Regions from separate parts of the Homo sapiens genome. Here region 2 is linked to region 1. The links are chromatin loops, found by intact Hi-C in ENCODE. Cell type or tissue: A673. All regions are shown on one strand. Links, peaks and the distances in the headings refer to the core of each region. The heading gives the core; the rest is flanking DNA. Region 1 overlaps GTSCR1 (Gilles de la Tourette syndrome chromosome region, candidate 1). Region 2 has its middle 50 kb from the start of GTSCR1.

Region 1 (15,808 bases), core at 5,147-13,146:
CCCAAGTAAAATCTACATTCCTCCCAAATGTATGATTCACAGGTGTAGCTGCAGCCTAAGGGAGAGGGCATCTTGCTGATGCAGCCAGTCCCCAGGAGGTCTGCATTCCACCCTGTGCCAGGTCTCCCTCCATAGCATTCCAAGAAATACCCAGCCCACCTCAGAAAGAATCACATAGCATCCTTTCTGAGAAAATAATAAGCCAAACAATTAAATTAGTTGACAGCAAATTTCTCTTCATTTCATTGCAATCTGAATGTGAATTTTCAAGTTGTCTAATAGATTAAAGCGCTCATGTTTGCATCCCTATGTTATCTCCATTGATTTTACTCTTGTCATTAGTATAATGCTTGCAGGACTGAGCCAAAACATCTGGAAAAAAGCAGAAGATTAAGTATGGATCTCCTCTAAACTTTTGTTTACATCTCACAATTTTTTTTAAAAAAAGCACATTCATCAACACAAAATTTTGTAACTAAATATTACACAATAAATTAAATAGCAAACTTGGACTACTTTCAATTAGAACTATATTAATGCAACTCAGTTCACAGTCCCCATTTTACTTTGTCAGATCAGAAAAACTCATCAAAATGGAGACCTGCAAATAAGAGGAGGAAGAGGGAGGAGAGAGAGCACAGAAATCTTCCAAGTGGCTTCAGTGACAGAAGGGGAGGAGTCACCACCTGCCATTTGCATGGAAGTGTTTTTGTTCCTCTGGTTTATTGCTCCTATTTATGCATGCGTGTGCAGGTATGTATTAGCTATACCAGAATTTAATTTTCTGTATATAATCAACACATCCCACAAAAGGTTTGAAATAGGTGCCATTCACATTAAAGAATGTACATAAGTCACTCCTAAAAGCTGAGAACTTTCTAAACACACAAAAAACGGTACCTAGTTGCAGAAGTTGCCCAGAATGTGGTCACCAATGATTGGACAGTCAGAATCAAAGTAACTCAGGAAAGAGGGTTTATTTCTAGCCACAGAGGTCCAGAAGGCATAACAGAGAAAAGGGGACTGAGAGGACCCTGACGTGATGTTAAGATAGGTGAAGAAATGTGTAGAAAGAAGACAAATGACAACTAGTTGAAACACAGGAAAAAAAAAAGTACGTGATTCAAACATTTCAATGTGGTCACCATTATCTTCACTACTTCTACTAGTATTTATATTATTTATGTACATTAAGGACCTGTATTGGAACACATTCAAGGCAAAAACTTAAAGCAACAAATGAAAACATTAGTGTGATTGGAGCAAATGTTTTGTGAAAGGAGTACTAATCAAAAATAAGGCTAAAAATAAAAACTGGACCCAAACTTTGGAGACTTGGAAATCCAAAATAATAATGTGTTTAGATTTTAACCTATAGGTAACAGGAGTCATTAAAGGGTTTTATGCTGTAACCTATGTAAAAGAGATGTTTCTGAAGTATTCAATTGGTAGTGATGTTAGGAGGAATAAAACTGGGAAAAGGAGACAACTTCAACCAAATAAATGAGGTGTGTTCATTCCAATGCAAGACAAATAAAATTTTTATGAAATTCTCTACTTCGGTTTTGAAAAAGACAAATGGATGTTGACAAATCAAGGCATAAAACAAAGTTGGAGGCATCAGGGTCAGAAATATGTCTGTGGTATTTCTTTTAGTCAAACAGTTCAGAGGCAGGGCCCTGTTCAATAATTAAACATTTGTTCTCAATGCACTCTATTGTGCCACTCCAGAATATCCAGGAAGCAAAAAAAGATGATTGTAGGTCACTCAATTTCAATTGGAAGGAATTTTGACCAATGAAGTAAGCACACAAGTAATTTCTCCCAAAATATTGCAGAGTAGCTGGAGTCAGTGCTGTGAGTGCAGCCGAGAGCAGTGAGGGGCACAGTCTGTGGTGGCAGGCGCTTTGTCCTACGTGCTGCTGCACATCAGGATTCCAAATCACACACTTGGGAGGGAGCTGACACCTTATCCTGAGACGACAACACCAGCATGTCCAAGGTTTCTCTTGCATGGCTGTGACCCAGACGGGACAACTGGTCAGGCACAAAGCTGAGATTTCTGCTAGGGTCAGTCAGACCAGGAAACACTGTTTTATTCCATGCTGCTCAGGGCCTCAAAGAGCCTCATGCTTACCCAGCTCTACCTAACACCTCCCATTCTCCAAAATGATCTGGCAACACTCCCACTAATATCCCTGCCATGGCATCATCCCCACTTCCATCTGACTATATCCCTTCAGGTATTAGAAGGGAAACAACCTATTTATTTTTAATTAATTATGAAAAATAATTAGTTATTTATACCATCATCTCATTACATGAAGGACTTGAGCCAGATTTCAGAGATATGTATAAGAAAATGAGATAATAAATAAGTCAGAAATTTGAAGAAAAAAGATGAAGGAAGGAAAATAAGATGATAGAAATAAAAGTCATAAAAAGATGATATTATAAAGTATATATTGAAAATCCACTGAGTAGGGCTCATTGGAAGAGACTAGATATTAAAGCTTTAGAAACAAGTAAATATGAGATTGGTTGATAAGTCTATGGACCTGTATTCACTGCAGGTCATTGGAAGAACTGAACTGAAAGTAAAACATAAGTCAGTAAAATGCCCAGAATAGAAAGAGATACATAGTTAAGATAAATGAGAAAAACTAAGCAAAGCCTGCTATCGTGATTGTTGAGAAAGAGGAATCATGATGCCCTGCATTCTCGTGGGGACAGGGACCCAGCAGAAACAGCTCTGCCACAATTCACAAAGCAGGTGGGATGGTGTGGAATTTGAAATTTTACCAAGATGTCTATGGCTACCTTGTCCAGGTCACAGGCTGGGGAATTTAAGTCTAAAATTTTGCCAATTTCTCTCTGAGCCTCTTGGCAACCAAAACAAAGTAAAGAGGAAAATCATGAAACTGTAGCAGCATTTCACAAACTGGTATCTGCTTAATGCTGTTCTGTCAGATCATAATTGAAATGCCCACATACCACACACATGATGTAAGAAATATTGGCAAATTCAGGATTTAAATAAAGTTAATGTTTGTTTCTTCTTAACTGTTCAATCACACACAGCCGTTAATATGATGATTACCATATAAAGGGGCCAGAAACTTTTTCCATGTGCCACTTACCAGTCTGCTTAGAAAAAGACTGCAGAACACAGTCTGGGGAGTAATGACTTAAAAAAATTAATGGTGGAAAACCCTCAAAAAACTGTGTATAGAAGAAATATACCTCAACAAAATAAAAGTTACATATGACAGATCCACAGCTAGTATCATACTGGATGGGGGAAAACTGAAAACTTTTTCTCTAGTATCTGGAACATGACAAGGATGCCCACTTTCACCACTGTTATTCAACATAATACTAGAAATCCTAGCTAGAGTAATCAGACAAGAGAAAGAAATAAAGTGCATCCAAACCAGAAAGGAAGAAGTCAAATTATCCTTACTTACAGATGATACAACCTTGTATTTGGAAAAACCCAAAGACTCCACCAAAAACTATTAGAATTTATTCACAAATTCAGTAAAGTTGCAGTATACAAAGTCAACATACAAAAATCAGTAACACTTCTCTGTGCCAACAGTGAACAATATGAAAAAGAAATCAAGAAAGTAATCCCATTTATGACAGCTACAAATAAAATAAAATACCTAGGCATAAATTTAACCAAATAGGTGAAAGATCTCTGCAATGAAAACTATAAAACATTAATGCAAGAGATTGAAAAGGACACACAAATATATAGAAAGATATTCCATGTTTATGGATTGGAAGAATCAATATTGTTAAAATATCCATATTATCCCTACCCCAAAAATCTACAGAGTAAATGCAATTCCTATCAAAATACCAATGATATTCTTCACAGAAATAGGAAAACTATCTTAAAATTTATATGGAACCCCAGAAGACCCAGAATAGCCAAAGCCAACCTGAGCAAAAAGAACATCACTGGAGAAATCACATTACCTGACTTCAAATTATACTACAGAGTTATGATAACCAAAATAGCATGGTACTGGTATAAAAACAGACACATATATCAATGGAACAAAATAGAGATCCTAGCAGGAAATCCATACCTTTACAATGAACTCATTTTTGACAACGGTGCCAAGAATATACATTGGGGAAAGAGTCTCTCCAATAAATAGTGCTAGGAAAATTGGATATTCATATGCAGAAGAATGAAACTAGATCCCTATCTCTATCCACATACAAAAATCAAATCAAAATCCATTAAATACTTAAATCTAAGACCTCAAACTATGAAACTACTACAAGAAAACATTGGGGAAACTCTCCAGGATTGGTCTGGACAAAGATTTCTTGAGTAATACCCCACAAGCATAAGCAACCAAAGCAAAAATGAACAAATAGGATCACATCAAGTTAAAAAGCTTCTACAGTAGCAAATGAAATAATCAACAAAGTGAAGAGACAACCCGAAGTATAGGAGAAAAATATTTGCAAACTATTCATCTGACAAGGAATTAATAACCAGAATATATGAGGAGCTCAAATAACCCAACAGGAAAAAATTCAATAATCCAATTTAAAAATGGACCAAATATCTGAATACACATTTCTCAAAAGACATACAAATGGAAAACAGGTATATGAAAAGGCACTCAACATCATTGATCACCAGAGAAATGCAAATCAAAACTACAATGGGGTATCATCTCAACCCAGTTAAAATGGCTTTTATTCAAAACACAGTAAATAACCAATGCTGGCGAGGATGTAGAGAAAAGGGAACCCTTGTAGACTGCTGATGGTAATATAAATTAGTACAAGTACCTCAAAAAACTAATAATAGAACTACTATATGGGCCAGCAATTTCACTGCTAGGTGCATACCCAAAAGAAAGGAAATCAGCATATCTAAAAGATATCTGCCCTCCCATGTTTACTGCGGCACTATTCCCAATAGCCAACATTTGGAATCAACCTAAGTATCCATCAGTGAATGAATGGATCAAGAAAATGTGGTACATATACACAATGGAGTACGATTCAGCCATTAAAAAAAAATGAGATCCTGTCATTTGCAACCACATAGATGGAACTGGAGGTCATTATGTTAAATGAAATATGTTGGGCACAGGAAGACAAACTGCATGTTCTCACTCATTTGTGGGAGCTAAAAATTAAAACAATTGAACTCGTGGAGATAGAAAGTAGAATAATGGTTAACAGAGGCTGGGAAGGGTGATGGGGATGGGAGCAGGAAAGTGGGGATGGTTAATGGGTACAAAAGTATGATAGAATGATTAAAATCTAGTATTAGATAGCACAACAGGGTCTATAGTCAATAATAATTTTTTGTACATTTTTAAATAAATGTGCATAATTGGGATGTTTGTAACACAAAGACATGATACATGCTTTCGGTGATATATACCCCATTTGCCTTGATATGAATATTATATGTTGGATACCTGTATTAAAATATCTCATGTAGGCCAAGCATGGTGACTAACTTCTGTAATCCTAGCACTTTGGGAGGCCGAGGCAGGAGGATCACTTGAGGCTAGGAGTTTGAGACCAGTCTGGGCAACATGGCAAGACCCCCATCTCTATAATTTTTTTTTAATTTACCAGGCATAGTGTCTGTAGTCCCAGCTACTTGAGAGGCTGGGGCAGAAGGATTCCTTGAGCCTGACAGGTCACTATCCTGCTGTGAGCCAGGATAGCACCACTGCACTTCAGCTGGGTGACAGAGTGAGACCTTGTCAATAAATATATATAATGTTTATATATATTATATATAATGTATCCCATAAATATGTACACCTACTATGTACCCATAAAAATTAAAAATTAAAATTAAAAAAGATGAACGGCCAAAAGAAAAAAAATGTTCAGGAAAAATTTAGTTTTCCTTAGGAATCAAGAATTAGGAAACACAGCATTCTTTCATAAAAAGAATTGCACAACACATTTTCCATAGGGAATATGTTCCAAGTCCCTCAGTGAATGACTAAAACTTTGGATAACACTGAACTCTTTACACACCATTTTTTTTCAATACAATAAAGAAGACAGCTACTAAGTGACTAACAGGGGGAGGTAATATCTACATTGAGGATACACTGAACAAAAGGATGACTCATGTCCCAGGTGGGATGGAGCAGGACAGCATATTTCACCACACTACCCAAAATCAACAGGGAATTTAAAAATGTATGAATTGTTTATTTCTGGAATTTTCTACTTAATATTGTTGGACATCAGTTGGCCTCGGGAAGCTGAAACCACAAAATGTGAAAGTGCAGATGAGAAGGGAGGACTACATTTATGCTGGGAATCCCCATGAAGGTCTCACTGTGTGTATGGAACACAAAATCCACAACCTCGGCCCTACAAAAAAATGTCCTAATAGCATTTCTCTGACAACATCCCTTGACATGGTCACATGCATAACACTGAAGAAAATATGTACATGTAGTTAAAAAAAAAAAACAGGATGGGTGCAGTGGCTCATGCCTGTAATCTCAGCACACTGGGGAGGCTGAGGAGGGTGGATCACCAGAGGTCAGGAGTTCGAGACCAGCTTGGCCAACATGGTGAAATCCCATCTCTACTAAAAATACAAAAATTAGCTGGGCATGGTGGTGGGCACCTGTAATCCCAGCTACTGGGGAGGCCGAGGCATGAGAATTGCTTGAACTCGGGAGGCAGAAGTTTCAGTGAGCCAAGATGGTGCTACCACACTCCAGCTGGGGGGCAGAGCGAGACTCTTGTCTCCAAAAAACAAACAAACAAACAAACAAACAGGCCAAAACTATTGTCTGATTCTCTAAATATGTGGTTTTCTAGTGGTCTAACTTGATTCCAGAGTTCTAAAATTTAGAAAAATAAGAATAGATTGTCACATGCACTTCAAGTAATCTTGAAGAGATGTTCTAACCTGATATCTAAGCTAAGATATCCTACAGCTAAGAGTTAAAGCTCTTTGGAAAGCATTTGCAGATAATCTACAGCACTAATTAAAGACAGATTGATTTATTTTGTGCACAAACAAAAAGACTAGGATTTTAATCCCTTAATAAAAGTTTTGGATTTATGCTTTAATAGAAAGCTCTGAAACTTGTCCATCAGGTAGGTAAAGGAAAGGTTGGCAGAAAAGGTCAAGTATCTCAACAGCAATATCAGATCCACTGAAACCAAAGGTCTCAAAGTTTTGCATTATAGAGCTTATAAATAAGTATTTTATACTAGAGAATTTTTAAAGCAGGTGTTATAAAATGCCCATTTAAACCATTTAAAACTTCTTTCCAGATTGCAGTCAAAGGACATCTAATTTTAGTGAAGGTAACTTCTTGGTGTACCTCCAAGATAAATTGAATACAAAATGTAATCCCAAGTAACTAAATGAGTTAACCTGCTACATAGGATTTTAGTGATAAGCCAATTATATTTAGAGACTGCCTGCCAAAAAATAATGACTAGGTTTTCAGAAAAATTGATCTTGAGCCGTTCTTACTGATGCAACTTTGAGAGCAGGGCCACATGCCTACTGAGGAATGGCCAGTTTCTGAGAGTCACACCTTGTTGTCAGCACCAGAAGAGTCTCCCTTTTCAGTCTCATGTCAATAAAGCATCCAGCATTCAGAACAGTGTCATGGCATTGAGAAATAAGATAAAAATAGAACCCTAATATGGTTCTATTTGCCCCTTTTAAAATTGTTCTTATCAAAGAGAGTGTTCTTACTCAGCTAGACATGTGTGGGGGCTTCTATCTGAGCCTAAAGAGCTGACCAGGGCCCAGAGTGGCAGCTGTTATGAGCTCTTAACCCAAGTTCATTCTTCCCTGGTGCGGAGTCAAAGACTTACCTACCATCTGCAAGGAACAGACCTATCTGTCTTACATTATCCTCATACTTTGTGCATTGTCTAGTGTTAATATTGCTGTCCCTACTTAACAGGAAGCCCATGCTAAGCTGGAGCCAATGGCTAGAATCAGTCCACATGAGCTTCCTGCCTACCTTGGCAGAGATGATCGTGAAACTATGCCCCTGCCTCCCAGCATCACATGAGATGCTTCTTCTGACAGAGCATAACCAATTTCCCCATTCTGCTGCAACTGTCAGTCTTTAGGCCTCATTCTGTGATTCAGGGCCCCTGCTATTATTATACCAGGAATCAAAGAGTGACAAGAAAAATAATCAAAAATATATTTTGTCTTTTAACAAAATAAGAATAAAATTATGTAGCAAAAGACAACACACGATGATGTTAGCACTCAGAAATGGGTTTTTTGCAAGTTGATATGCCGAAATATGTCCTGAGGCTTGTCTTGGATAAGATCTACATACTGGTCTCTGGCCAAGTTGCTGTGAATCATTGCAGGAGACATTGAAATCTAGGTTCTAATCTTCTTATACTCCTCTGTAAAAGCAGCCTATCACACAGTGCTCTTGAGTTCTTTGAGCTTCTGAAACAAGTGAAAAGGAGACACTGTTGTACTGATACTCTCTAGGGAGTGAATTGCCACCCCCAACATGCTATCTTCCTTCTTATTCATCAATGCCTTCTGTACAAAATAAGCCAATGATAAACCCACATATGTTGAGCTCCTGTCAAATTCAAAGTGCTCTGCCAAGGAGGAAGGATAAGCCATTCGTCCCACACTCAGGAAGCTAAAAGGCAAAGTTGGGGTAATACATTTTATATATATATATATATATATATATATATACACACACACACATATATATACACACACATATTATGTATATTATATATAATTATGTATTATATATTTAAAATATATTATAAACATATTTTATAATATATGAAAAATATTTTTAATAAATATAATTATATATTTTATAATGTATATATATTATATATTATGTACTATATGTATTATTACCCCATATATATGATATATAAACATATAGGTTTTGGATTCAGCCTTGGGCTTAAATCTAGGCTTCATCACTTGCTGCCTTGGTCACTTTGCTTAACCTTAAAGTATGGAAGGTGATCAGCAGAGTGTTTGGCCCAAAGTAATTCCTTAAGAAACTGTAATTATTATCTATAATATATCCAGAAAGTGAGGGGACTTTGAGGATCATTGTTGGCCTAATATACATCAGTAACTATTGTAGACACATATTTTATACATTGACTCCTTGGTAAGTCTACTTAGGCTGTACGGAGGTGTGTGTGTGTGTGTGTGTGTGTGTAGTCATCCCTTGGAATGTGGCAAAATTCCTATAACTTGTAAATATTATAGCAGGACTGGGTTCAAACCCTGACTCTATCTGGCTCAAAGCCAGATACCACCACAGAACACTGGTGCTACAGTCCGAAGCTACCCCGTCCAATATGGGAGCCACTAGCCAATATGGCTATTTAATTTAAATTCAAATTAGTTAAATTAAAAATCAAGTTCCTCAGTTGCACTGGCCACACTTCCAAGGCTCAAAAGCCACACGTGGCTTATGGCCACAGTGTTGGATAATAGAGACAGTAGAACATTGCTATCAGCACCGAAAATTCTACTGGGAAGCACCAATCTAGATAAAAAGATGAACACAATAAACATTTTTCACTGGCCAGAAAAATGATGGTATCTGTTAAGTTAAAGCAATGATAGAATGAAGGAAGTGATCATTCTGTATCCCTGAGTGGGCTGTGATAGTCATAGTTAAATAAAACTCTCACCTTCACCTTTAGGTCTCTATTATGCAGGAGTTAGGAAGCAACTAAGCTCCTAGAAGTTGCTATTATCTGTCTGGTTAATATGCTTTCATCAAGCTCAGAGAAGCGTTCTGTTAATGTAAGTTTGTCTCCGTTTCTTCAGTAAACTGTTACCAGTGAAATAAAATTGTGTGGAACAGTCAAACGAGGTGTTAGGAATGTCCCTGTGCACACATGTGAGTATCAACTCCTTTGCAAGTTTGTTCAAGCTGTTAGCTCTTTTCTTTGGTGCTCAGTTAGATACTTGTTTGTGCTTTTTCTACTTAAAACAATAGTAGAAATGACCAAGTGTTTGAATTAGCCTCCTTTTCAAGAGTTCAGTTTAGCCAGGTTTTTAAAAAATTACTTATAGAATAGAACGTTCATTTCACTTTTATTCACTTGCTTAATCAATAAATATTTGGAAAAAAAGAAATATTTGCTTATCACCTGCTCTGTATCTATCTGCTGCTGGGCTGGATGCTATAAGGATGCAAAAATTAACCAAAATAAACTGGGCCCCTAATGCCACGGCGTTTAGAGTTTTTGGTCTTCTCTCACCATAAAATATTTAGATTTTACTACAAAAGATAAAAAAAATGTATAGGAAATAATTTGACTTACATAACTTAGCAAATAATGACACATCCCAAGTATGACAAATTAATCACCACTGGAATATAAATTCTTGTTCACCATTCTCTTTACTCTTCCTTACTATGCCTCTGTCTTATACTACAGGCCCTGTAAATATTACACTTATTCTCAGAGAAAATTCGGGTATAAAGTTATTAATTTTTTTTTCACAGATGGAAAGAAAGAAGTACAAAAAAAAAACCCCACAATTATTGTTTCAAGTTTATACACTATGTAGAGATCCTAGAAATAGAAATCCTGCCTGGCAAAGAAAACCAGAACTAGACAGAGGTTAAGGTTAAAATTGTGAACACAGATTCTATTCAGGAACAATTGCAAAGGAGAAAGAAAACCAGGTTCAATTCAAATATAGCATGGACAAGTGGAGATTTATAGCCAAGGAGGAGGGTGAGGTCAGTGGATGGAAAATTACTGAGAGGAAACATCAGATGTAATGGGAATTCTGGCTAAACTGACTTCATAGGATTCTTGGTGAAGGTGGGCCAGGATGATCACATACCACAGGTTATGGGGATGAAGAATTTGATTGTAAAACCACATTCAGATATTTGAAAGTCTGCTTTCTATGTCACTACATTTAAATTATAAATGCAAGTGAGTTGTTACCAACGCAGCATCCTAAAGCTGAGTTAAGTAGCCACGAAGATTCTATGAGTAAAAAGCCTTTCATTTTATCAAATTTGGCCAAGAAGGATTCTTTAAACTGTGAGCCTACAAAAGCCGATGTGATTGAACATTGTTTCATGGTCTATGCAGTCAATTTGTGTTTTCCTTATGGCCTGAAGACAAGTGGCCATGAGCAGTGAACATTTTTGACTGGAGTCTAAGAACCCGTATTGTTTCTAAATGCAATCTAATGGAAAATTCCACTGGGAAAGAAAATCACAAGTCAACCTAAACCAGTAAGATAATATTAAAAGAACAGAGAATGGACAACAACAATAACTTCATTTTTATGTAACACTTATCTCTATCATGAAAAAGCAAATTGTCTTAGTATTGTCTGAAAAACTTGGAAGACTAAGAACATGCTAAGCAAGAATTAGTCCTGTTAAGAACATTCAGAACAGAAGCTGCCAATCTTAATAGCAACTGTTCTTTTCAAAAACTGTATATTCAACTTTCTGTGTATTTTGACTTTGGTTAGAAGAGGTAAGAAAATAAGAAGATGACTACCTATTTAAATATGAAATAAAATAATGCAACAATTGTGCATTTCTTTCTTTCCCAGGACCTCACACAATCACTTCAAATGCTGCCATCAAAAAGGAGAACATTTTGGTATAGGAAGCAGATCGATTTGTAAAGATCAGGATGTGGTTTGCAAGAGATATAGGTTCTACATTCATTTTTCTATGTGAAAAATACAACAGTTATGTTGCATTGACTATAGAAGGCAAGACAACTAAAAGAGACCCACCAGATTTCTCTTCATGGGTCTAATTTTACCCTCAATTTTTCCTTTTCTAAATATGAAACTTAAATTTTTGTCTTCTTCCTTTAAACACTCTTGGTCATACATCAGCGGTTTCCAAGTCAATACTTTGCCTCCTTAATTTCAAATTCATCAAGCTTTAAATTGATTTTGAAAACTTTTTTCCATTAAATAAATGTTTTAAACTCTTTCTGGCCAATTAACTTTGTTTGCTCCCAAATAGTACTTACTAGGGTAGCCCTTCTTATTCATCTAATCATCCTGTCATCATAAAATTCTAGTATTATTTTCTAACAGTTGAGTACAATGCATTTTCCTTCCCCCAAAGAATTCACAATTGACCTTAAGAGGCAAATGATACACACATATTATGGTAAATAAAAATACAAATCAGTAAATTACACATTCACCAAAGACTTTTTAAGAATGGTGTTTACTGGACAGCCAAAGTAATCAAAAAAGTCTATTTTTAGAAAAAGTGCACTTAATTGGGTTCTAAACAAAGGAAAGACTAGAGAGGGAAGACATTCTATACAAAATAAAAAGAGAAATGATAACTGTTAGGAACAAAAGCAGAAATGACATGCACATCTTATATTTCAGAAGGCAGTGACAAGCCAATTTGGCTATAGGGAAAGGTTTTCAAAACTTTCTTAATCACTGAGTTTTACTGACCTTCTTTCTAGAATGTTCAGGACTGGCAATAACTTCCCCTCAGTGATGTAAGTACATTCATGTAAAAAAAAAGTATTAGACCCAGAGAAAATGTTTATTGTTTCTAAACAATATTTCTGTATTTCAGGATCTTCAAAATCCAGGTAAGAAACACAGTGAAGAACTCATCTACTGCAAGCTTGGCCCCATCCATCAGTACCAGTGAAGAGAGACAAATCAGGATAGAAAGACATCACTACCATCTCTATGGTCAGTGATATTATGGACTAATGAATAAAAATAACTGCTTTACACAGGATTCTACAATGTTCTACAGTGATTTCACATACTCCTTTCATTCTTGCAATGACCCAAATTTAAGTGTTGTGTTTAAACCGAAGTTAGGCACACGTTAATATCTCTACTTTACTAATGAAAAAAACCCGAGGTTAAGTAATTTATCCTTGCTCGTCTTCCTGTCAATGACAGAGGCATACTTTTTATTTTTATTTTATTTTTTATTTTTTTTATTATACTTTAAGTTCTAGGGTACATGTGCATGACGTGCAGGTTTGTTGCATATATGTATACATGTTGCTGTGCTGCACCCATTAACTCATCATTTAACATTAGGTATATCTCCTAATGCTATCTCTCCCCATTCCCCCCACCCCACAACAGGCCCCAGTGTGTGAAGTTCCCCTTACTGTATCCAAGTGTTCTCATTGTTCAATTCCCACCTATGAGTGAGAACATGCGGTGTTTGGTGTTTTGTCCTTGCGATAGTTTGCTCAGAATAATGGTTGCCAGCTTCATCCATGTCCCTACAAAGGACATGAACTCATCCTTTTTTATGGCTGCATAGTATTCCATGGTGTAGATGTGCCACATTTGCTTGATCCAGTCTATCACTGACGGACATTTGGGTTGCTTCCAAGTCTTTGCTATCGTGAATAATGCCGCAATAAACATACGTGTGCATGTGTCTTTATAGCAGCATGATTCATAATCCTTTGGGTAGATACCCAGTAATGGGATGGCTGGGTCAAGTGATATTTCTAGTTCTAGATCCTTGAGGAATCACCACACTGTCTTCCACAATGGCTGAACTAGTTTACAGTCCCACCAACAGTGTTAAAGTGTTCCTATTTCTCCACATCCTCTCCAGCACCTGTTGTTTCCTGACTTTTTAATGATCGCCATTCTAACTGGTGTAAGATGATGTCTCACTGTGGTTTTGATTTGCATTTCTCTGATGGCCAGTGATGATGAGCATTTTTTCATGTGTCTGTTGGCTGCATAAATGTCTTCTTTTGAGAAGTGTCTGTTCATATCCTTCGCCCACTTTTTGATGGGGTTGTTTGTTTTTTTCTTGTAAATTTGTTTGAGTTCTGTGTAGATTCTGGATATTAGCCCTTTGTCAGATGAGTAGATTGCAAAAATTTTCTCCCATTCTGTAGGTTGCCTGTTCACTCTGATGGTAGTTTCTTTTGCTGTGCAGAAGCCCTTTAGTTTAATTAGATCCCATTTGTCAATTTTGGCTTTTGTTGCCATTGCTTTTGGTGTTTTAGACATGAAGTCCTTGCCCGTGCCTATATCCTGAATGGTATTGCCTAGGTTTTCTTCTAGGGTTTTTATGGTTTTAGGTCTAACATGTAAGTCTTTAATCCATTTTGAGTTAATTTTTGTATAAGGTATAAGGAAGGGATCCAGTTTCAGCTTTCTACATATGGCTAGCAAGTTTTCCCAGCACCATTTATTAAATAGGGGATTCTTTCTCCATTTCTTGTTTTTGTCAGGTTTGTCAAAGATCAGATGGGTGTAGATGTGTGGTATTATTTCTGAGGGCTCTGTTCTGTTCCATTGGTCTACATCTCTGTTTTGGTACCAGTACTATGTGTTTTGGTTACTGTAGCCTTGTAGTATAGTTTGAAGTCAGGTAGCGTGATGCCTCCAGCTTTGTTCTTTTGGCTTAGGATTGTCTTGGCAATGCGGGCTCTTTTTCGGTTCCATATGAACTTTAAAGTAGTTTTTTCCAATTCTGTGAACAAAGTCATTGGTGTCCTGATGGGGATGGCGTTGAATCTATAAATTACCTCGGGCAGTATGGCCATTTTCACGATATTGATTCTTCCTATCCATGAGCATGGAATGTTCTTCCATTTGTTTGTGTCCTCTTTTATTTCGTTGAGCAGTGGTTTGTAGTTCTCCTTGAAGAGGTCCTTCACATCCCTTGTAAGTTGGATTCCTAGGTATTTTATTCTCTTTGAAGCAATTGTGAATGGGAGTTCACTCATGATTTGGCTCTCTGTTTGTCTGTTATTGGTGTATAAGAATGCTTGTGATTTTTGCACATTGATTTTTTATCCTGAGACTTTGCTGAAGTTGCCCACTGAGCTACACCTACAAAGTGCATGCTGAAAACAATGCAATGAAAATCAGGGTGTTTCCCCCTGGAAAAATCTATACAATTTAAGAGTGAGAAAGAGAGAGGGAGTGGTAGACTCCTAATTAAATTAAAGTTTGAAAGGTTTCTTAACTTTCTTAAAGACTAATAGCATAGCAGAGACTGATTTTCAAAGGGGATCATTAATTTTCCTTAATTTTAAACTAAATCTCAAAGTATATTTTATTCATATTCAGAAAAGGATAAATGGAAGATCAAAAAGCAATAATGCAGACCTCACCAGTGCCCAGCCCCTGAGGGAACCATTGCACTGCATTTTTTATGTCAGCCGACCTTTCCTTTTTAGTATTCATGAAAACTTAGCAAATAATCAATTGAATTGATTTCAGGGACATATATCCATTGCTTCCTGCCTGAAACGTGAAGCTCAAGCATGGTTATCTGACACAGGAGTGCCCTTTCATTCTGTCTTCTGTAGGAACAACTGTACAGAACAAGTAAATGAGCGACCCAATGAAATCTCCCATCCCACAGTCTGCTCTTGCCTTACTATTCAATTCATCTCTCTTCATCCGCACAGGGCTCTTGTTCTCCTTCAAAGCAAGCTCCGGGGCTGTGGAGGAAAATTCAGGTGCAATGAACAGAAACCACTTCACTTGTTAGCCAAGAGGATATTTAAGGTGCTGAGCAATGAAAAGTTAATACGATGTACTATTCAGTCTCCATAAATCACCTCTAAGTTTAACATCTTAAAGGTCATATCAGACACCATGACCTGTGTTTATGCTGTGTTTACCCGTATATCATTCATGAGTTTCATGATGACTTGCTGAGAAAAACAATACATTACAGTGCAAGATTGAATCGCAGCTATTTATTTTCACTTTATAAGACAGATGGCTAAGAGATAACTTGTTCAAAGGAAGGCAAAAGACAATCAA
Region 2 (15,808 bases), core at 5,093-13,092, 66 kb before region 1:
ACTAATATACCCTTCAAAAATGTTGGAAAAGACAGTGCCAAGAGCTGGTTGGGTGGTAGGTATAAGTTCCAAGATAGCAAAAGGGGAAACTGTTGCAGATAGCAAACTAATGGAAATAACTCTCCCCTCCATATACAACCAATTTTGTATTGTTGATTCCATCTCTAGAACTGGCCTATCACCATGGCACAAGTCCAGTCTACACCACTATCTGCTTTCACCTGGAATATTAAATATTCTTCTTATTGGTCTTTCCATATTTACTCTCAATTCCCTCCAATTGACTTTCCACACTGCAACTAGAATGATCTTTAAAATTGCTGTATTTTTATGGATTACTCATACAATAGATGCTAATAAAGAACTTGGGGCCGAGCATGGTGGCTCATGCCTGTAATCCCAGCACTTTGAGAGGCCAATGCTGGAGGATCACTAGGTCAGGAGTTCAAGACCAGCCTGGCCAACATGGTGAAACCGTCACTATTTAAAAAAAAAATATATATATATATATGTATATATATACATATATATATACATATATACATATACATATATATACATATATATATACACACACACACACACACACACACACACACATATATATATATACAAAATTAGCTGGGTGTGGTGGCAAGTGCCTATAACCCCAGCTACTCAGGAAGCTGAGGCAGGAGAATTGTTTGAACCTGGGAGGCGGAGGCTGCAGTGAGCTGAGATCATGCCATTGCCCTCCAGCCTGGACGACAGGGCGAGATTCTGTCAAAAAAAAAAAAAAAAAAAACGTGGATGTAGGTAATCTGCTTGGGAAGGGATCACAGGATGCACAGGTGAGGGGGTGTGGGAAATGAATCAGGAAGTGGCAACAGGCCCAGAATGGGATACTACAATGAGCAATGGAGCTCAGTTCCAGTGGGCACTGTCTGAGAAACCATGCAGAACACATATTAGAATGGTCTTGGCCAGGCACAGTGGCTCAAGCCTGTAATCCCAGCACTTTGGGAGGCCGAGGTGGATCACCTGAGGTCAGGAGTTCGAGACCAGCCTGACCAACATGGTGAAACCCCATCTCTACTAAAAATAAAAATCAGCAAGGTGTGGTGGCACTCGCCTGTAATCCCAGCTACTTGGGAGGCTGAGGCAAGAGAATCATTTGAACCCAGGAGGCGGAGGTTGCAGTGAGCCGAGATTGCACCATTGCACCCCAGCCTGGTCAACAAGAGCAAAACTCTGTCTCAAAAAAATATATATATATAGAATGGTCTCACTGAGGAATGGGAGCACCATTATTTGTGGAGTTTCACTCTAGTGGACATTTAACCTTTAACAAGGGCAAGGAAGCCACTTGTGCCTATCCAGAGAGCTCATAAGACTTTGGGGCCTTAATATTACCGTGCATCCCCCCTCAAAAGTTCCCATTCTAGGTCTCAGAATCTTAAGAACCAAATATTATTAAGGAGAGATTCCGTTACAAAACTGAGCTCCCTAATATCTTAAAGTAATAGATTATAATAAAGTATTAGGACTCTGAGAATAATGAAGTATTAGGACCCTGATTTTTGCATAAGAGACCTACCAGATTGTGCATTCCATCTTCTTTTACATTTTCGTCTCCTGTTATATTTTTTTAATATAGTCTGTCCTGTGGCTACAGAACATTTTCCAGTTCTTAAAGTGTGCCCTGGATGATAGTTATGGATCTGAGCCTGTTATTTTCTTTCATCAAGGATTCTAGAGATGTGAACACATGCCAGACAACTCCACAACCCATATAATTAGCATTGCTCCCATATGTGTTCAAGTATAAAAGTTGTTGCATAAGTTAATGGTTCAGCTTCAATCTTTACCTCAACCCAATTCACCACAGGGGAGACTGAGTAAATATGATGCTCCAAGCTCCAGGGATTATCACTACCCCCACTCGCCATCACTAGCAATAGTTTTTGTTGCTATATGACCAGTGAGTCCTCCAATTGGAACCCCATTCTTAGAATCTGCTTTTTAATATAACTTCTGGTATTATCCCTCTTAGTTTGAGTTCCTTAAATAGAAAATCCTGAGATAAGGACTTCCGTGCAGGTAGTTTATTTAGGATATTATCCAAGAAGCACAAGTGAAACAGTAGAGGAAGTAGGCCAGAGAAATGGAGAAGCTAATAAACAGGTGACTCTGATCACAACAGAGGCTTAATCCCCCTAGGGCATTCTGAAGGACCATGTCAAAATTTCTCAGAATTTTCCCACTGAAGGAAGAAAAATTCTGCTAACTCATTTTTTGCTGAAAACCGATGGTCATGACTTCAAATGCCTAATACTTGCTATAGCTCGCGTGACAGCTGAGCAAGATGTGCTGGCACCAAAAGAAAACTCTCAGGTAGGAAGGCTGAGGGATGAGGGTGCTTGAAATTGGAAGTGGCCAGTGAGTCTGGAAATAGTCCATCTCAGCTGCATGTGAGCTTAGAGCTGGACAAAGAGACAGCATCTGCCTCACTGACCATGCCTCTTCTCACCTTAAAATTATTCAAAGATTTCTTATTGCCAAGCCCTAAACCGTTTCTACAAGCAGTAACTCCCCCTATCCCTGAGCCCCCTAGGTCTCTGCCCTTCAGTCATGCTGGTCTATTTTCTGTTCGTCAAACATACCCAGGCAATATCAGTGCCTGTCCATGCATTACTCTGGCTAAAACACACTAGCCCTTATCTTTACTTTGGCTGTATCCAACACATACATCAGGTTTCTGGAATATCATTTCTCCAGAGATTGCTGTCCTGAAACGTCAGGTAAGGCAAGCTCCTACTGTGTTGCACTCCCACAACATCCTGCAGGTCCACATTTTTAACACTCTTTATCCTTACTGTTCCACAGTCAATGTCTGATCTGATCTTGCCCACTCGATTGTAAACTCCATGAGAAAAGTTTTATTTGTCTTGCTTCTCTAACATCTAGCCAAAGTATCACCCAGTAACCTCTTAACTAATATGTACTGATGGATGGATGGATGGATGGAAGGAAGGAAGGAAAGAAGGAAGGAAGGAAGGAAGGAAGGAAGGAAGGAAGGAAGGAAGGAAGGAAGGAAGGAAGGACTTAGAGCTAAAGTATAAGATTAGAGAACAATTGGCAGAGCTATTTTGATCTGAAATATTGAGCTAGTGGTCAGGGATTGATTTTAAAACCAGAGGTCAGACTCAGACAATAGGAAACAGAAAGAGGTCCAGATATGAAAATAGAAGACAGCCAGACTTGGGGCAGGCAGCATGCATTCCAGCAACCACCAGCCAATAGGTGCAACTGCTCATTACAATTTCTCTGCAGGGAAGACAATAATAACATGTCATTAACACACGCAAGCACATTTTACCTTCCCATTTGCTACAACATTAATTCAACAGATGCTCTTGGAGGGCCTGTCTGAAAGAGTCAAAGTTATTTGAGGAAACTTGTTAAGTTTACAGTTCTCAAAGAGTTCACAGTTTCATAACACAGAACGCAATCATTTTATTACATAATTTGGATATGAAGAGAATAAGCAGTATTAGGACATAACAGTCTTTGTAATAATTCAACATAATTATAGTATTTGTTATTTTTACCTATCTCTTTTTTGTAATAGAATTATGAAAAATACATTAAAGAATTATTACTAGACTAAGATTTATATTTGAATTTGTCATAGCATTTACAAACTGCAAATTTAAAGGTTTATGTAATTTTGACTAACAAGATAAACAAAACAGTCTCTAATTCTTTTTAAAATAATATAGAAGGAAGTACAAATGAAATCCTTAGTACAATAGTTGCTTCTGCAACTTTGCGCTTTATCAAGCATTCAGTGCGCTAGGTGAGTAACACCTATTTTGGTTGCCTTCCCCTTTTCAGGCTACCCTTTTAGTAGCAAATTCTTATGGCTTGAGTATTTATAAAGCCAGGAACATGATTATTTAGAAGAACCAAGATTGATGGAACTGCAGAAAGGTTACAATTTGTTTAATAGATATTCAATTAAGTAAGCAAATGCATAGAAAAGAACCCAATATAAAAAACTGTGCAGCAGGATTAACTTTCCATCCTTCCTCACACGTGTACTGGTGAACACTCAGCTGAGACTGGTTACTGCAGAGACTGTCATGGCTCCTGTCTAGATCCATTTTTGTTGCCTTCCTGACCCTGAGGCTCCAACCCAAGGTGTACACAGGTGCAACTCTGTACCAAAGCTGATATGATCATTATTGACCATTCTGATAGATTGTTGCTGCCACCAGTTGCATATACGTTGTGCTGTTATTTCTACTTCTGTCTAGTTATTACAACAAATCAGGATGTATTAATGTAAAGAAGATGTAGGAAAGAGTATATACTTTGGCAACACAGAGATCAGGACCCAGATCCCTGACCAGATACACATCTGCTCAGTTATCTTTCTGATTGATTTGAACTTTAGTTCCTCACCTGAAAAGTGGGGAGGAACATAGAAGAAACACCCTTACTTCAACACAATGGGCCTTCACGCATGTCCTGAACCTTCACTATACTTTCATGCAGGAAATATAAAACATACTTCTCCTTATGAATGCTCACATCTGCTGTGAATTAGTTCTGATTTGTGTCTGTGGTGTAGAAAAACTGATTCTCACAGGAATAAAAAATATATTTCAGAAAACCCAATCTTATTTTTTTATAGATAGAAAGAAAACATATAAGTAATACGGGAAGAAATTGAAACAGAGCAGAGTATCTATTGATTCTTTCCTGGGGGGAAATATATCTACAAAGATAATTGGGCCAAATAGTATAGAAAGGATTTAGGAGCATCAGTCAGGACAGAATCTCAACAACTTTCATTACACACTTCTCTTTTTCCAATTCTGTGTGTGTCTCAGTCTGCTTAGGCTGCTATGATGAACTACTATCAACTGAGTGGCTTATAAATAATAGAAATATATTTCTCACAGCTCTAAAGGGTGGGAAGTCCAAGATCAAGGTAAATTCAGTGTCTGGAGAGGACAGGGCAGCTTTCTGAGGCCTCCTTTACAAGGAAACTAATCCCATTCATGTGGGTTCCAGCTTCATAATCTAATTACTTCCCAAAGGCTCCATCTCTTAATATCATCACATTTGTAATTAGATTTCAACATATGAATGGGAGTACAGGGGCACAACATTCAGATCATAGCAGTGTATTTCAGAACACATATATTAGTGAATAATTAAAATGAATCACAGCTGAGGTCTTGCCAATATGAGATCAACTACACTCCTCCCCTTTGCCAGAGCACATCTTACGGTGCAGTGTGCAGGGCAATTTTCAGCTGTCCTCAACTTGGGTACTGGAAACTGAGTCTAATGCAACTATACCACTACCTAGTTCTGGGCCTTTGGAGAGGTGGTTGTAGTGGGTTGAAATGGTGGACCTCAAAAGATCTGTGTACACAGCACCTCAGATTGTGACGTTATTTGGGAAAAGGTTGTTTTTTGGAAATGTGACTCAGTTAAGAATCATTCTCAGCAAACTATCGCAAGGACAAAAAACCAAACATCACATGTTCTCACTCATAGGTGGGAATTGAACAATGAGAACACTTGGACACAGGAAGGGGGACATCACACCCTGGGGCCTGTTGTGAGGTGGGGGGAGGGGGGAGGGATAGCATTAGGAGATATACCTAATGATGAGTTAATGGGTGCAGCACACCAACATGGCACATGTATACATTTGTAACAAACTTGCACATTGTGCACGTGTACCCTAGAACTTAAAGTGTAATAATAAAAAAATTAATTAATTAAAAAATAAAGAATCTCATAATGAGATCTTCCTGAATTTAGGGTGGGTTCTAAATTCAATGACATGTGTCCTTATAAAAGATAGAGGAGGAGACATCTTAGAGAAACACTGGGAAGAAGGCCATGGAAAGACAGAGGCAGAGATTGATGTGGTACAGCCCTAAGCCAAGCAAAAACCAGAGCCATGAAAAGCTGGAAGAGGCAAGGAAGAACTCTTTCCTGCAGCCTTCATCTTGATCTCTTGACAACATCTTGATCTTGGAATTCTGGCCTAGAGAACTATGAGAGAATAAATTTCTGTGGTTTTAAGTCATCATGTATGGGGGTAATTGCTTATGGCAGCCCTAGGAAGCCAATACAGTGGGACTCAGTTTCCTCACATATGAAATAATAGTGTTGGAGTACATGATCTCTAAAGGGTCTTCTAACTTGGATTCATTGACTATGATTAGCTGGCACATAGGGAGGCTGAAAAAAAAATCCTGAGGTTAGAGGGAGGTTATTAAGGAATGTGAGAGATTCTCATTCCTTTGCCAACCTCCATATCCATATAATCTCACCACTCTGAGTGTATGCAAAGTCCAACTCAGAAATAAAACAAGCTTAAAGGCAGAAAAAATATCAGTCTTGTCATGATGCAGGATGCACATCTATAAATATCACAAGGCATTTCCTAGCTCAGAAAATGTATTCCAAGGCCTGCCGCCCAACACTTTATAGTTGTAGTGAAAATGAGTTTAATCTGGTATTTTCCCTTTAGTTAAGTGATCACTTAAAATTCATTTAATCATTCAGATAGCATTTATGCAACATTTATTCTGGCAGCATATTGTAGGATGTGCTGGAGATACAGAAATAATCAATGACAGCTATGCCCTCCAAAAGCATAGAGTTTAGAGGGGGCAACAGGCAAGTAAACCAAACGTTTTCTTTGTAATAAGTGTGATAACTTCTATTTTAGAGGTATTCTCAGAAAGATATGCAACATAAGGGATGAGCATTTAATTCAACACACAGGAATCAGGAACAGCTTCTTGGATGAGGGTATATATGAAGTATCCTAAAAGATAAGTAGATGTAACCAGAAAAATAGATTACAGTGAAGTGCAATTACATGGAATGATACTGAGACCCGGACGTTGGTGAGCTAAGCCGGGGCATACTGTGCATGCGGTGGTGTGGTGGGAAGTAGAGATAGGCAAAGATTATCACATAATAATCAGATGTGTCTCAACTGAGTTAAGGCAATGGGATAGGCAGGAAGAAGAAAGCTGACAGAACCTGGTGACTGAGTCTCGTTGGAAATAAAGAAAACAGAAGAATAGCTGTTGCTGACATGGCAACTAGTAGGACTAGTAGGATATGGTGACTAGTAGCATCATTCCCCACAAGGCTGGAACAGATTGGGCAGAGGATATGGGATGTGGGGAGTTCAGGCTACAGGTACTTGCAGGGTACCTTCATTCAGTTGTCAGTAGTGAGATAAATCAAGAGTAATAAATTTGAATTAAATATTGACTGTTCCATCATCAGTGGGTGAGATTTCTCAGGCAGAGTATATAAAGAACCAACACAGTAATTCTAGGGAACATTAGCACTTGAGGAGCAAGCTGCGGGAGGAAAGTCCATGAGCGAAAGAGAAGATGCTGATATACATGAAGGAGCAACACCAGAAGTGTGTTGACTTGTAAGTCAATAGAGGAGGCAATTCACAAGAAAGAAGATTCCAGCAGCATCAGATACTCTGAAAGATAAAATAAGAAAGAAGGAAAGGCGTCCATTAGATATGGCAATTTAAAGACTGGCAAACATAGAATGAATAGTTTTAGTAGACACGTGGCAAAAAAAGAAATATCCAGATTACATAGTGATTCAGTGAAAAAATAGCCCAGGAAGCATGGCACATGCTTGGCAGAGTGTGGCTCTGAAGAGAAAGAAGCATAGTGGAATTTGCAGACAGAGGATGTCAAGAGTCAGGAAGAAGAAAATGAGAGCAGAGACAATATTCTTGAGTATGAAAGAGCAGTTGATATTAAGAACACAGGTTAAGGCTAGGTGTGGTGGCTCACACCTGTAATTCAAGCACTTTGGGAGGCTGAGGTGGGTGGATCACCTGAGGTCAGGAGTTTGAGACCAGCCTGGCCAACATGGAAAAACCCCGTCTCTACTAAAAATACAAAAATTAGTCAGGCGTGGTGGCACACACCTATAATCCCAGCTACTCAGGAGGCTGAGACAGGAAAATCGCTTAAACCCAGGAGGCAGAGGTTGCAGTGAGCCGAGATTCTGCCACTGCACTCCAGCCTGAGTGACAGAGTGAGACTCCATATCAAAACAAACAAACAAAGAAACAAACAAAAAAACAACAGAATTCAGGTTAAGATCTGGGCCGGGAAAGGGGCACCTTCCAATAAAACAGAGAATGAGGGAACAGTTGCCAGAGATTAAGTTTTATTTCTAACCATTGTAATAATGCATACTGTGAGGAGGAAGCTCTTGCTGTGCCTTGGTTTCCTTCTTTGAGAAAAGGAATAATAATAGTATCTATCTCACAGTTTTTAGTGAAAATTAAGTTAGAGAATACAAATAGACATTTCTAAAAGAAGTCATACAAATGGCCAACAGACATATTAAAAAATGCTCAACATCACTAGTCATCAGGGAAATGCAAATCAAACCCAGAATAAGACATCATCTTACCCCAGTTAGAAAGGCTATTATCAAAAAGACAAAAAGTAACAGATGCTGGCAAGGATGCAAAGAAGAGAATGTAAATTAGTAAACCCATTTTGGAACACAGTATGTGAGTTCCTCAGGAAACTAAAAGTGGAACTATCATATGATCCAGCAATCCCACTACTGGGTATTTTGCCAACAGAAAGTAAATTAGTGAAGGGATACCTGCACCCCCACATTTATGGCAGCACTACTCACAATAGCCAAGATATGGAGTAAACCTAAGTGTCCATCAGCAGATGAATGGATAAAGAAAATTTGGCACATATACACAATGGAGTACTATTCAGCCATAAAAAAAGGAAATCCTGTCATTTGCATCAACATGGATGTAACTGGAGTTCATTATGTTAAATGAAATAAGCCAGGCTCAGAAAGATAAAGACAAATATCACATATTCTCACACATATGTGGGAGCTAAAAATGTAGAACTCATGGAGGTAGTGGGTAGAATGATGCTTACCAGAGGGTGGGAAGGGAAATGGAAGGGGAGATGGAGAGAAGCTGGTTAACAGGTACAAAGATACAGACAGATTAAAAAAATAAGTTCCAGTATTATGCAGAACAACAGGGTGAATATGGTTAACAGTAATGTTTTGTTTTTTTCAAAGTAGCTAGAAGAAAAGATTTGGGATGTTCCCAACACAAAGAAATGATAAATGTTTGAGGTGATGCATATCCCAATTACCCTAATTTGATCATTACACATTGTAAGCTTGTATCAAAATATCACATATACACCATAAACATGTACACATATTATGTACTAACGATTTTTTATAATGACAGGTTACATGGAATATAGTACAATTGTGCTTAGCACATATTAAGTTTTCACATTTTTACTATTATTATTATTGCTATTATTATTTTCTTAATAGCAGGAGAAAGAGCATGAGTAGTAGTTTTTTTCTTGGAGTGTGTTTTTTGAGGAGGATGCGGCAGCCAGACCGAATGATGAATCTTCAGTGGCAACTAGGAAAATAAGAAAGTCATCTGTCCTCAAAAAACACTAAAGAATCAACTGGAAACCTGTCATCTCAGTAGGTGACCGGAGGTCATACATTTGTGATTTTCTAAATTGGAGAAAAGTAAGGTATGGAGGAAACAGGTTGGGATGATCTAGAGCTGGAACGAGGCAGTGTGAACACAGAAGAAGGAACAAAAGCAAACAAACTCAGAGGCTGGCAAAAGAGTTTTTAGTTCATGAACCATGAATCACCCAGATGGTGGAGGAGTAAATTAGGCTCCAGGTAGGTCTGGGATAAATTTGAGTTTTTAAAGGATTTTAAATGTATATCTTTCAGAAAAACAGATAAAGTATTAAACAAAGGTATCTTGAAACCTTAGATTTTAAGATTAGATAAAAACTGCAGAGGTGTAGTTATGAATTTGTTGTTGAGGCAAAGAGAAAACAAAGCACACTGAAGCTAAAAGTAGGGGCTGTGAGGCTAAGTTTCCTATGGATCAGGTGTTCTCCATGCTAGATGCACATTTGAAACCAACATCCATTTTCCACTTTCAGAATATCTGCTTTAATTGTTCTGGGGATGGGATCCAGCTACCGCTGTATTTGGAACTTTCCCTGGGTTGATTCTTATTTGCTGTTAGGGTTGCAAAGCATTGTAATAAATACAGCCTTGAAAAGCAAAATTAATTCTGGCTAAATCATTATGCCAATTGTGATGGTGATGATTATGATAGTCATAATAACAGCATAATTATAGTAGTACTAGAGCAGCAGTAGTAGTAGCTGACACTGAACTTATACTGATATCCCAGGGACTCTAAACATTTTAAAATCCATTTTGATGTAATCCCTATTTTGCAGGTTAGAAAATTGAGCCACAAAGACAATCATTAACTTTCCCAAGGTCACAGAGCTAGTTAGTGGAGAGCGTGAACTCGGGCATTGTACTTAAGAACTGTCATTCTTAACCATTATGCCACACTTTGACAACTTAACACTCAGAATTGCCACTCCTTAAAGACATCTTCAAGGTTAATGTGCAAGTTGGCATTAAAAAAACAGATTAGTTTTCTCAGGAAGCTAAAATGAGCTAAAGTGAGACATACGTATAAATATACAGACATGTGCCGCATAACGACGTTTTACTTAATGATGGGCTGCATATAGAACAGTACCCCATAAGATTATCATGGAGCTGAAAAATTCCTTTTCTAGGTTTAGATATGCTCAGATACACAAATATTTACTATTGTGTTACAATTGCCTACAGTATCCAGTACAGTAACATACTGTACAGGTTTGTAGCCTAGGAGCAGTAGGCTATATCATAAAGCCTAGATGTGTAATAAGCTATACCATCTAGGTTTGTGTAAGTGCTCTCTATGAAACATTTCTCAGAACTCATCCCGGTCATTAGGCAATACATGATTGTATAATACCAAGGCTGATCTACTAGTGTCTACTAGAAATAAAAATGAAGATTTTAGTCTGTCTGATCTCAACCTATTCAATTAGTTGTTTTCTTTGAAAGAACACAGTTCACCACACATAAAATTAAATAGGTGAAAAAAATAACCTTGTCAAATTATCATATAAAGTTTGCACCAAGAGCTAAGATGTGACATCAAGATTAAAAGGTACACACATCCCGAAGCCAACAGAATCTTCAGGGTTTCTGTGGATAATTTTTTAAATTGATTCTTCCATTTATGACTAAGGCCTCAAAAACAATTGCAGCAAAAACAAAAATTGACAAGTGGGAACTAATAAAACTAAAGAGCTTCGGTCAGGCACTGTGGTTCACGCCTGTAATCCCAGCACTTTGGGAGGCCGAGGTGGGCAGATCACAAGGTCAGAAGTTCAAGACCAACCTGGCCAACATGGTGAAACCCTGTCTCTATTAAAAATACAAAAATTAGCTGGGCCTGGTGGCGGGCATCTGTAGTCCCAACTATTCAGGAGGCTGAGGCAGAAGAACCGCTTGAACCCGGTAGGTGAAAGCTGCAGTGAGCCAAGACTGTGCCACTGCACTCCGGCCTGGTGATAGAGTAAAACTCAGTCTAAAAACAACAACAACAAAAACAAAACAAAACAAAAAACTAATGAGCTTCTGCACAGCAAAAGAAGCTATCAATAAAGTAAACAACCTACAGAATGAAAAAAATATTCACAAACTATTCACAAACTATGCATCTCACAAAGATCAAATATCCAGAATCTATAATAAACAAATAATTTGACAAGCAATAAACCAATAACCCCATTAAAATATGAGCAAAAGACATGAACAGACACTTCTCAAAAGAAGTCATACAAGCAGCCAACAAACATATGAAAAAATGCTCCACATCACTAATTATCAGAGAACTGCAAATCAAACCACAATGAGATACCATCTCTCACCAGTCAGAATGGCTATTATTAAAAATTCAGGCTGGGCGTGGTGGCTCACGCCTGTAATCCCAGCACTTTGGGAGGCCGAGGCAGGTGGATCACAATGTCAGGAGTTCGAGACCAGCCTGGCCAATATGGTGAAACCCCATCTCTACTAAAAACACAAAAATTAGCTGGGTGTTGTCGCAGGTGCCTGTAATCCCAGCTACTCAGGAGTCTGAGGCAGAAGAATCACTTGAACCTGAGAGGCAGAGGTTGCAGTGAGCCGAGATCATATTACTGCACTCCAGCCTAAGTGACAGAGCAAGACTCCGTCTCAAAAAAAAAAAAAAAAAATCAAACAATAGATGCTGTCCAGGCTGTTGAGAAAAGGGAATGCTTACACACTATTGGTGGGAATGTAAATTAGTTTAGCCACTGTGGAAAGTGGTTTGGAAATTTCTCAAAGAACTTCAAACAGAACTACTTTTGACCCAGCAATTCTATTACTAGGTATACATCAAAAAGAAAACAAATCATTCTACCAAAAAGACACATGCACTTGCATGTTCTTTGCGGCACTATTCACAATAGAAAAGACATGAATCAACCTAGGTGCCTGTATTAGTCCATTCTCACACTGCTATAAGGACATACTTGAGACTGTGTAATTTATAAAGGAAAGAGGTTTAACTGACTCACAGTTCCAAATGGCTGGAGAGGCCTCAGAAAACTTAATATCATGGCAGAAGGGGAAGCAAACACGTCCTTCTTCACATGGCGGAAGGAAGGAGAATGAGAGCTGAGCGAAGGGGAAAGCCCTTAATAAAACCACCAGATCTTGTGAGAACTTGCTCACTATCATAAGAATAGCATGGGGGAAACTAGCCAATGATTCAAGTACATCCCACCAGGTCCCTCCCACAACATGTGAGGATTATGGGAACTACAATTCAAGACGAGATTTGGGTGAGGACACAGCCAAACCTTATCAGTGCCCACCAATGGTGGACTGGATAAAACAAATGTGGTACATATACACCATGGAATACTATGAAGCCATAAAAAATAATGGAATCATGTTCTTTGCAGTACCATGGATGCATCTGGAGGCCATCACTCCAAGCAAACTAATGCAGAAACAGAAAACCAAATACCACATGTTCTCACATATAAGGGGTAGCTAAACGTTTAGTACCCATGGACAAAAACATGGGAATAATAGATACTGCAGACTACAGATGGGGAGGGAGTAAGGAAGGCATGGGTTGAAAAACTCAGGTACTATGCTGAGTACCTGGGAGATGGGGTGATTTGTACCTCAAACCTCAGCATCATGCAATATACCCAGGTAACACACCTGCATGTGTGCCCCCTGAATCTAAAATAAAAGTTGAAAAAAAAGTGATTTTTTCAAAGCAGACCTCCCCAGAAAGGACTGTGATTGAAGAGCCACAGAAATGCCTTTCTGCCTTATGTGTACAACACAAAGTGATTGGCACCTCAAGAAAAGCTCTCTCCATTTTATACCTGGGAGAGAAGAGGAGTCAGAATAAAATTAATTCAGAGAATTTCAGCTGCAGTCTGCTTCCTAAAAATAATAAGCACCTAAAGAACACCTGGAACCAAAGATATCCCCATCCACCAACACATTAAGCTCTTTTTGTGAGTGTGCAATTTACTTTATTATTAAATGTGAGGATTCATTAATGAAACTACAGAACTTATACTTAAATTACATTGAGTTTATATACATATATTTAGACATACCTGTATATGTATATATAGTATGTAATAAATAATAGATATGATTAATGTGTAATTATGTAATAATTTATATATTATAGGTTTATATATTTTCACACTGTATCTAATACATACTATATAGCATATACTATATATAGTCTCAGTGAGTGAATGGTAAAGATGTGCTAAATATACAGTGGTTAAACTCATGTAGTTAGCATAATTTCAGTGAGATTTTAACACTGTTATTATACGGTAGGAGTCAAGCCTTGGACCTACAATGCCAAGGAGCAAGATTTTTTAAATGAAAACTTCGAGACCAGATCCACATTTAAAAATTGAGGAGTATCCAAATAGATGAATATGCATAAGAAATAACAGCATATATGGTAATGAATATACATCTACTTTTCTTGGTAGTTCTCATCCTTTAGCTTCTGTTTCCATCATTATATTTACCTCATTCATACTCCAAACATATTTCCTTTCATAGCTTTGGCTTATCTTTATCCTCAAAGAAATACATAATTGTTCATGACACATCAAAATCAGGAAAGTATACAGACTGAATTAAAGGAGACGGACTTTTATTAAGCATGAAGTCCTGCATCTAAGAATAGGAAGACAACCATGTATCTATTCTTAGTTGTCACAATAAAATATCTCATTGTCTAAACTAGGCAATTTGATAAAGTATATCTGAATTCACTAGAGGTTGTAAAAAAGAAATGATAATTCTCATGTTTCATGGCTAGGTTAGACCTTAAAAGTCAACTTGGTATTGTATCATTCAACTACAGTGCTTTCTTTAGGTTGAAACAACCCTTTATTATCCAAAATAAAGCACTATTCAGAATGCTCACAATTTGTCTTGGTAATGAAGCTAACTGTGTCATCAATTACAATCACATGGAATATGGTGATTTTAAGAAGTCTGATCAACAATTCAGTCCTTCACATCAAAATGAGACTAATTATGGAACACATAAATAAAATTTGTTTTCTCTTTTTGACGTCCAACCAGCTACTGATTAAACCATGATGCTGGCTGATTAAATATGTATATGAAAGTGTGTGGGCTTTTTTTTTAAATTTCAAAATAGTTACTAGTTTTCTAGGTAAATATTTGTGCTGAATTGAAACCCCTATTTAATAATCTATTATTCATTGCTAAATTTACTTAAACTTAGAAACCTGTGTTTACATTTTCTTATAAACTTCCAAGGAGCCATCTCTCACCTAATTCTAGTATGTTTAAATGCAAACTTATAAATAATTATAACCTTATAAATATAATAAAATGGTAATGCTAACCAAAATTTTTATAGGCCTGAAGATTGGCATAATTGATGCTCTCTTTATAGTCTGTTTCTGCACAGCAGTCATCCACAATCTCATATGCAGACCCATTTATTAATTTATTCGATGAAGATTTATTCTATTAATTATGTTTTAGGCACACTGCTGAGCATTAAGAAAACAACATTCAACAACTTACACGTGTTCCATATCCTCCTGGAGCTTAAATTCACAAACCTGCTGGTGTTAGAAGAATTTTCTCAGCAGTAGGACTAATTTGCTGAATTCACCAATTTACTGATTTGCCAAGAATAGAGAAGTGCATTTCGCATTTAGTAAACTGAATATTCTTATTAAAGCTGTTAAAACATTGTTTTTAAGTTAGTAACAATCTTGTTAAAGCTATTATAAATAACTTTTTGTTAAGTCAGTAAATTTTGTAAATGTGGTGATTGGGCCATTTGACAAGTTCATCATTCAGTGAATCATTTTTAGAACATTAAGTGTTGCTGAATTCACCTAGAGATGCTTCTTCCTACCCATGTCGATGTTCAAATCCCAGGACTAGCTTGTAAGTGCATCTCACCCAACCTCACCACAAAATTGTGAGCCTATTGCAGAAGGAATTTACATCCGCTTTGTGGATGATGATCCAGAGTCTCAAATATCTGACAAAAGTATAAGTTTATACAAATAAAGTTAGTATCATGCATGGCTGTGCACTTAGTTCTTTCAACTCAGCATGCAGTTCTTTTAACAAGACTCTCTGCCATGCATTTTTTTCTTTGTGTTCAACTGATATCACGTGGATTAATCATGCTGCTAGTCTCTAAGAGATAACAGGAAGCAGTCGCCCCCCAGGAAGACTCTACGTGCATGTAGAGTCCATATGGTTGGAAATT

Evidence for each region. A loop is a pair of places that touch in the nucleus more often than their neighbours do. Peaks named below come from ENCODE experiments on the same cell type or tissue, not always from the same donor. Only the 100,000 strongest peaks of a DNase experiment are listed, where the experiment ranks them.
Region 2: it touches region 1 in a loop (2.1-fold over the local background); 3 of 110 quality-filtered maps call a loop at or near these places.

The regions. Positions count from the first base shown.
Region 1 is chr18:70,627,490-70,643,297 of GRCh38, reverse strand. GTSCR1 (Gilles de la Tourette syndrome chromosome region, candidate 1) reads left to right here. Exons shown (of 3, transcript NR_160904.1): 2 at 575-753; 3 at 12,609-12,779. Among named protein-coding and RNA genes, the nearest start is that of GTSCR1, 16 kb to the left of the region's middle. In A673, for the core only: no CTCF peak of the experiment used is centred there; no DNase peak of the experiment used is centred there.
Region 2 is chr18:70,693,367-70,709,174 of GRCh38, reverse strand. No RefSeq gene overlaps it. Among named protein-coding and RNA genes, the nearest start is that of GTSCR1, 50 kb to the right of the region's middle. In A673, for the core only: no CTCF peak of the experiment used is centred there; a DNase peak (open chromatin) is centred at 8,464; H3K27ac peaks cover 3,970 bases.